2 separate regions of the Homo sapiens genome follow, and region 2 is linked to region 1. Evidence: read pairs that join two places in POLR2A ChIA-PET (ENCODE). Cell type or tissue: HCT116. All regions are shown on one strand.

Evidence for each region. ChIA-PET counts read pairs that join two places held together with the same protein. Peaks named below come from ENCODE experiments on the same cell type or tissue, not always from the same donor. Only the 100,000 strongest peaks of a DNase experiment are listed, where the experiment ranks them.
Region 2: POLR2A ChIA-PET joins it to region 1 with 6 read pairs; 2 of 35 experiments call an interaction of 5 or more read pairs at or near these places.

Annotation. Positions count from the first base shown.
Region 1 is chr17:9,988,839-9,992,838 of GRCh38, forward strand. All of the region lies in intron 2 of GAS7 (growth arrest specific 7), which reads right to left. Among named protein-coding and RNA genes, the nearest start is that of RCVRN, 86 kb to the left of the region's middle. In HCT116, no CTCF peak of the experiment used is centred here; no DNase peak of the experiment used is centred here.
Region 2 is chr17:10,065,403-10,069,402 of GRCh38, forward strand. All of the region lies in intron 1 of GAS7 (growth arrest specific 7), which reads right to left. Among named protein-coding and RNA genes, the nearest start is that of GAS7, 130 kb to the right of the region's middle. RefSeq lists an enhancer at 2,978-3,477. In HCT116, no CTCF peak of the experiment used is centred here; DNase peaks (open chromatin) are centred at 2,209 and 2,529; H3K4me3 peaks cover 681 bases.

The sequences.
Region 1 (4,000 bases):
CTGTCATTTCCTTTTTTTTTTTTTTTTTGAGACGGAGTCTCGCTCTGTTGCCCAGACCGGAGTACAGTGGCGCGATATCAGCTCACTGCAAGCTCCGCCTCCCAGGTTCCCGCCATTCTCCTGCCTCAGCCTCCTGAAGAGCTGGGACTACAGGAGCCTGCCACCACGCCCGGCTAATTTTTTTGTATTTTTAGTAGAGACAGGGTTTCACCGTGTTAGCCAGGATGGTCTCGATCTCCTGACCTCATGATCCGTCTGTCTCAGCCTCCCAAAGTGCTGGGACTACGCGCCCGGCCCATTTCCACTTTTAATGGAAGGAACTGAGGCCTCAGTGAGAAGTGGCATCTCTGGAACTCAGTCTGACAACAAAGACCACCATTTTCTGGCCACACTCACCGTGTCTGAGCTCTAGGCTGGGACTCTGGGAGCTGCAGCAAAACAGTGTATTTTAATCTATAAACAACCCTTTATTTGAGAATCATCCTCAATATGAATATTATTATTATTCATTCAACACATATTTGAGGGCCTATTCTGTGTCAGGCACTGTGCTGGACACGGGGTTATATTGCAGGAAATATAAGTGGTTAAACTCCTCCTCCTTCAGCTTAAATTCTAGTGGTCATTATGCCATTCCATCTTTAGTTAATTTTAGACACATGCACATGTGTATAAAATGTGTATGTGTATAAAATTTTCCATAAGTGAAAACTTAAAAATTTTCTAATGGGATTGGGGGAGGGAGTTGTGCCAGGAGACAAAAAATAAGCAAAACATATCAGGTTAGCTCTTGGTACACACTAAGGAGAATAAAGCAAGGAAGGGGGATAGAAAGTGTTATGAGAACGAAGCTGTAATTTAAGAATGGCCAGGGAAGGCCTCACCAAGAAAGGAACACAGAATGAAGATCTGAGAGAAATGTATTATGTATCTATTGTTACATCGCAAATTACCCCCAATTTAACAGTTGGAAACATCAAACATTCATTATTTCATATTGTTTTAGCACATCAGGAATCAGAGAGTGGCTTAGCTGGGCAATTGTGCCTCAGGTTCCCCCATGAGCTTGGGGTCAGGAAGTCAGTGGGTGCTGCCTCATTTGAAGGCTTGACTGGGGCTGGAGGAGCTACTTGTAAGAAAGCTCACCCTGGCCGGGCATGGTGGCTCACGCCTGTAATCCCAGCACTTTGGGAGGCAGAGGTGGACGGATCATGAGGTCAGGAGATCAAGACCATCCTGGCTAACACGGTGAAACCCCATCTCTACTAAAAATACAAAAAATTAGCCGGGCGTGGTGGCAGGCACCTGTAGTCCCAGCTCCTGGGGAGGCTGAGGCAGGAGAATGGCATGAACCCGGGAGGCAGAGCTTGCAGTGAGCCGAGATCGCACCGCTGCACTTCAGCCTGGGCGACAGAGCGAGACTCCATCTCAAAAAAAAAAGAAAAAAGAAGAAAGCTCGCCCTACGGATGCTGGCAGGAGCCAAAGTTCCTTGCCACGGGCTCTGCACAATATGGCTGCTGACTTCGCCCAGAGCGAGCGAGCCAGGGGAAAGCAAGGCAAAGGGTACAATGTCTGTTACAACCTAGTCTCAAAAGTGACACTCCATCATGACTGCCACAATCTATTAGTCTCAGGGACCACCCAGGAGGGAAGGTAGAAAGGGATGACACAGGAGTGTATCAGGAGGTGAGTGTGTTGGGGGCCATCTTGGAAGGCTCCTATCACAGAGGGAAGGAGCAAGCCACACACATATCTGAGGGAAGAGAATCCCAAATGAAGGGAACATAAAATAAAAATGTTCTGAGGCAGAAGCATGTCCTTCATCATAGAGAGCAGCAAGGAGGATAGTGTGGCTGAAGAGGAATTGTGGGGAAGGGAAAATAGAAGATGAGTTCAGAGGTAATGGGGGCCAGATTGGATCATCCAGGGCAGTAGTTCTCAAAGTATGGTTCCCGGACCAGCAACATCAGCATTATCTGGAACCTGCTGGGTGCCCTCTGGGTGATTGTGGTATACTCTAAGGTCTGAGAATCCGTTATTAAGAGCTCTGGCGCTGGCATCTTACAGACAGATGTTCAAAAATCCCAGATCTATTCCTTTTAACAAGGACCATGTTATTTGGCCTCGGTTTCCCTGTTGTAAAGTACGGGATAGCAGTATAGGGGTCCCAGCTTCCTGGTGTTGAGGACAGGACTCAGTGAGGTACATACAGCTCTTAGCACAGTTTCTGACACAGAGTAAGCACTCACAGACACTAAGAACAACAATAAGACAAAACAAAAAACTAAAACCACCTCCATTCCTTCCTTCCTCTTCTTTGCTTCCCAACTTCTACCCCAGAAGCTGGATCCCTGCCTCACCCCTCCTTTTGATGCCTACAAGGAGCACATCTCCCAAAAGAGGGGTGCTAGGGGTGAAGGGGGGCTAGAATGCCTTCTTTAGCATTGCTGCAGTGTCAGGCTATCCCTTAGTTAACCAGGGAAACATCACTATGAGTGGTCCCCAACTTCCCACTCACAGCTGCTTACAAAATTCTTAGGGCAGCCCTACAATCTTGGTGGGGAGCAGGGGCTCCTGTGCCCATTTCACAGATGATACAGAAACTGTGTTACTGATGGGATGAAGCAGAGGCCCCGTCAGTGTCCTGGCCCTTTGATATTTGCCAGAACCAAGCTCTGGTCTGGCTCCAGCCTGCACAGAGGGCCTGTGAAAGAGCAGGGCCAGGAATCCAGGAATAGCCAAGGAATTCGAAGGGTCGCAGGGAGTAGGGGGTGCTGCCTGGAGCTGTCCAAGCCTGTCTCTCAATCCCCATTAGGATCCCTGATCTACCAGCCTCCTTACAGAGCGTAGACCCGTGCAAACACACCGGGAATCTGTGAGCATTTAAAAGACGATCACTGACCCAAACTTGGGTTGAAGGGCAAGGAAGGTTGACTGCAATGTTGGAGAAATATGTCTTGTCACCGAGACAACAGGTGCTGGTAACCCACTGCCAGCTCACGCATATGACTCCCATCTTATGGTTGAGAAACTGAGAAGACACCTTATCGAATCCAAAGCCTGGATGCTCCAGATCCAGAACCTAAGCACAGGTGTTTGGCAAAGCTCTGGTCTCATTTCCCAATCCAGTTACTCACCAGAACTACTGGAGCCACTTGTTAGAAATACTGGTGCCCAGACCTCACACCTGGAGCTTCTGGTTGAGTAGGCTGGGAGGAACTCAACTCATCATTTTTATCAAGCGATCTCAGTGACTAACCACATGTCGGGAAAACTAGTATAGTCCATAGCAGGACGGTCACGGAACCCAGCCAAGGATCAGGAGGTACCTGGGCCCAGACAAAAGCCCCAGGGAGTGGGTTAGACTTAGGATCAGGCAAGGTACATGGTAGCAATGTAGAGTAATTTAAGGAACCCCCCAGATGTTACCCCAACCTTCTAAGAGCCGCGGCTTTGACATGGGTCTTTGCTACCTACTTGAGTTCCCAGGGGTGCTATATGAATTAGAAGAGATTGCCACAAACCCATGAGCATGACTGAGTCCTCAGAGTCTTTCTAGAATAGGTGAAGATGAGGAGAAAGGAGAAGGCACAAAAGCAGTGAGTGCTGCAGTGAGGGAAGCCCGGAGGGAAAAGGTTCCGGGGAGAAGGTTCCAGTGTGTGGGCACAGGCAGCAGGAGTCGGGGAGGTGTTTCTAGCAGGGCCTGGCCTCCTTCCCAAAGTCTTTTTTTTTTTATTGTAATTTTATTTATTTTTTTTAATTAATTAATTTATTATTATTATACTTTAAGTTTTAGGGTACATGTGCACAATGTGCAGGTTAGTTACATATGTATACATGTGCCATGCTGGTGCACTGCACCCACCAACTCATCATCTAGCATTAGGTATATCTCCCAATGCTATCCCTCCCCCCTCCCCCAACCCCACAACAGTCCCCAGAGTGTGATGTTCCCCTTCCTGTGTCCCTGTGTTCTCATTGTTCAATTCCCACCTATGA
Region 2 (4,000 bases), 77 kb after region 1:
AATCAAGGTATTGATAGGGCCATACTCCTCCCAGAGGGTCAAGGGGAGAACTCAGTCCTTGACTCTTTCAGCTCCTGGTAGCCGCTGGCATTCCTTGGCTTGTGGCTGCATCACTCAAATCCTACTTCCCCAATCATACCCTTTGTCTTCTATCTACAGTCAAATCTCCTTCAGCTTCTCTCTTATAAAGATGCTTGTGATTACATTTAGGGCTTACTCAGATAACCCAGGAAAACCTTCTCAATTCAAGATCCTTAACGTCATTGTACCTGCAAAGACTCTTTTCTAAATAAAATAACATTCCCAGGTTCTGGGGATTAGGACGTAGACAATCTTGGAGAGCCACTATCAGCTGCCCTCATCAGGCCAAGTTGGACCATGGATCAGAAATGTTGCTGTCAATACCTCTGATGCTTCCCCAGGTCCTCCTGGCTGGGACCTCTGGGGCCAACTGTGCCAGTCACATAACACTGGAAGAAGAAATAGCCAGAATGTTGGAGCTGGACTCAGAGTGGAAGATATGCAAGAGCACAGAGTGCCAGGGAGGTTCAGCAGGATTGGGAGCCCCAAAGGAGGTCTATCCGGAGCTCAAGTTAGGGGGCTGTATGCTTGGGGCCAAAATGTAACTTGACCTTGAGATAAGATGAAGGGAATTACAGTATACCCCTCTCCATAACCCCATTTCCCCAGTGACCAGATTGCTATGGCGTAGGGTAGGAAGGCACCATCTGTAGTGGAAATGGGAGGGAGAGGAAAGTAGGGACTGAAGAAGCACAAGAGAGACTGTGACAAGGAGCCAAGGCCAGGCTAATTTGTCGCCCAAGCTGGAGTGCAATGGCATGATCTCGGCTCACCACAACCTCCGCCTCCCGGGTTCAAGCGATTCTCCTGCCTCAGCCTCCTGAGTAGCTGGAATTACAGGCATGCGTCACCACGCCTAGCTAATTTTGTATTTTTAGGAGAGATGGGGTTTCTCCATGTTGGTCAGGCTGGTCTCAAACTCCCGACCTCAGGTGATCCGCCCGCCTCGGCCTTTCAAAGAGCTGGGATTACAGGTGTGAGCCACCACACCCAGCCTGGCCAGACTACTTTTTTTTGTTTTGTTTTTTGTTTTGCAGAGACAGACTCTTGCTATATTGCCCAGGCTGGTCTTGAACAGCTGGCCTCAGGCCATCCCCTCACCTCAGCCTCCCAAAGCACTGGGATTGCAGGTGTGAGCCACTGTGCCTGGCCTACAAGGTCAATTTTTTTAAAAACAGTTAACTGTTTATTTCAAGGTCTATTAATTAGGAAAAAACATATAAGTAGTTTGAAAGCCTGAGATGTGACTGTCATTCTGCAGGACATCAGGACAGCCTTTCTCTGCTTGGATTGGCTCCTGGGGTCACTGAATTTTGGAGTCAGGGGGAGCATTTCTAGGTCACCAAGTCCTGACAGTGTAGTGGTGAAGAGAGTAGACTTGGGAGCCAGACTGCCTGGGTTCAAATCCATGCTTTCCCAGGACAAGTTGCTTGATCTAGCTGGACAATCTCAAGTCAGCAATTCCCGTGAAGACAAAAAATAATAATGATGATGTAAGTATTAATAATAATACCTGTTACAAGGATCAAGTGAGTTAATAATGTACACAAAGCATTAAAAATTGGCCTCTCTTTGCTGACACTGCAGGCAAGTGATAGCTCCTTCTCCCAGCTCCATGGTTCTGCCATCCTTTACAAAAGGCTCTGATGAAATATGGGGGAGGGATGGGGTGGCGGGAGTGGAGTTTCCAGCCCACCACAGCAGAGGCTCCTCTGCCTTCCATTTTATTCCAACTCCCTTCACTTCTTCATGCAGACAAGTGTCCCACTTCTTTTTTTTGAGATGGAGTCTCGCTCTGTTGCCCAGGCTGGAGTGTAGTGGCGCGATCTCGGCTCGCTGCAACCTCCGCCTCCTGGGTTCAAGTGATTCTCCTACCTCAGCCTCCCAAGTAGCTGGGACTATAGGCGCATGCCACCACACCTGGCTAATTTTTGTAGTTTTAGTAGAGACGGGGTTTCACCATGTTGGCCAGGCTGGTCTCGAACTGCTGACCTTGTGATCTTGCCTCAGCCTCCCAAAGTGCTGGGATTACAAGTGCCCGCCACCACACCTGGCCAAGTGCCCCATTTCTGAGCTTACCTCAGCCCTATACCCCCACCCCCTCTGGCTAGGGGGTAATCAGAAGGAAGACCAATAGGACCAATGCTGAATACCTGCCTGGTGATTCACACAGAATAATCAGGCCAACCTCAAGCTAGGAATGTCTGCAAACACCTGTCCTAGTCCCCCTACACCATGACAGTTCTTTGAAAATACATCCCAGACACTCTCCATTAACCCTGCCCAGCCCTGGTTCAGGGTGGGCCTGATCGGAGACCATCAACCATCTCCTGTAAGTCTAAACAGAGGCTCAGACCGGGAGAAATAGATTCATACATAACTGAATCAGGTCCTTCGGAGGAAAGTTGATATCAACATTCCTTAACCTTGACACTAACCACTGAGGTGTGGTCACTGTTACGTTTTGTAAAGAATCGGGGTGTGGCCTCTCTGATATTATAGGTCCAAACCAATGGTCTCTACCTTGGTCATTCCCATGAAAACTATTTTGGGATTGTGCTCTGTCCTTCAGAGGCTTAACACAAACCATACCTGAGACTTCAGCCACACATAAACACACTCCAATACTTCCTCCCAAACCTTTTAAGCTGCTTTGTACGAAGCACAGTGACATCACACAGCACCCCAAAGAGGGACAGGCACCCCCATATGCACTTGATAGGCCGGCTCTTCCCAGAAGCATCATCAACTCCTTCAGGGCGCTTCCCTAAGTTTGATCCTAGGAGAACTTCTGCGGAACCTTTGCTAGAAAGCCCCTGACCCATTGAACCAGGATGACCCACTGACCCAGATGAAGCCCTGGGTTTCCTTCCCTGACCTGAAAACAGAGGCAGGCTATGCTGGGAGTTCCCAAAACCACCCTCAGCTCTGATGTTTCCCAGAAGGACTCATGGGACTCAGCATATGTTTTACTTCTGGTAAAGACTTATGGCCAGACACAGTAGCTCACACCTGTAATCCCAGCACTTTGGGAGGCTGAGGCAGGAGGATCACTTGAGGCCAGGAGTTCAAGACCAGCCTAGACAACATAGCAAAACCCTGTCTCTTAAAAAAAAAAAAAAATCACAAAATTAGCCAGGCATGGTGGCACACGCCTACAGTTCCAGCTTCTCGGGAGGCTGAGATGGAAGGATTGCTTGAGCCCAGGAGTTTGAGGCTGCAGTGAGCTAGGATCGTACCACTGCAATCCAGCCTGGGTGACAGAGTGAGATCCTGTCTCTATTTTTTTTTTAAGGGTCTTATTACAGCAAAAAAATACAAAGCAAAATCAGTGAAGGGACACAGAACCTGGGACAAGGTCCTGAGAAAACCAGGCGCAAGTTCAGGAGTCCTCTCCCAGCAGTCACATAGGATGTGCCTAATTCCTCCAGCAGTGAGTCCTGGTAGCATGTGTAAAACACTGTCTAGCAGGTAAGCTCATTACAGACTCAGTGCCCAGAGTTTTTATAAGGAGCTGGTCATGTAGGCATCCCCTGCCTAGCACAAACATGAATTGCAGACTCCCTGAAGAAATCCAGGTATTCAGCACAAACCGTATTACTCACATGAACAGTTTAGAGAACAGCCACCCTTACTATTCAGGGAATAGTGGGAGCCCTTCCTAAATGCAAGTTCCCAGACACCAGCCAAGGAACAATGTTGCCAGCAGGCCTTTCTAAGGAGGGCTCCCCGGCCTGCTACGTTGACTCTCTCTGCACCATGTCCGTGGAATGGTTACTTGAAGGGATTTCCCCTTTTGTCTGCCCATCCAGTGGCAGAATCCTGCCACTAAATCCTCAACAGGTGACAAGCCTCTCAAACACTTGTGCGGACAGAGAGCTCACTCCCTCACAAAGCTTCCTCTTCCATGTTGGCCTGT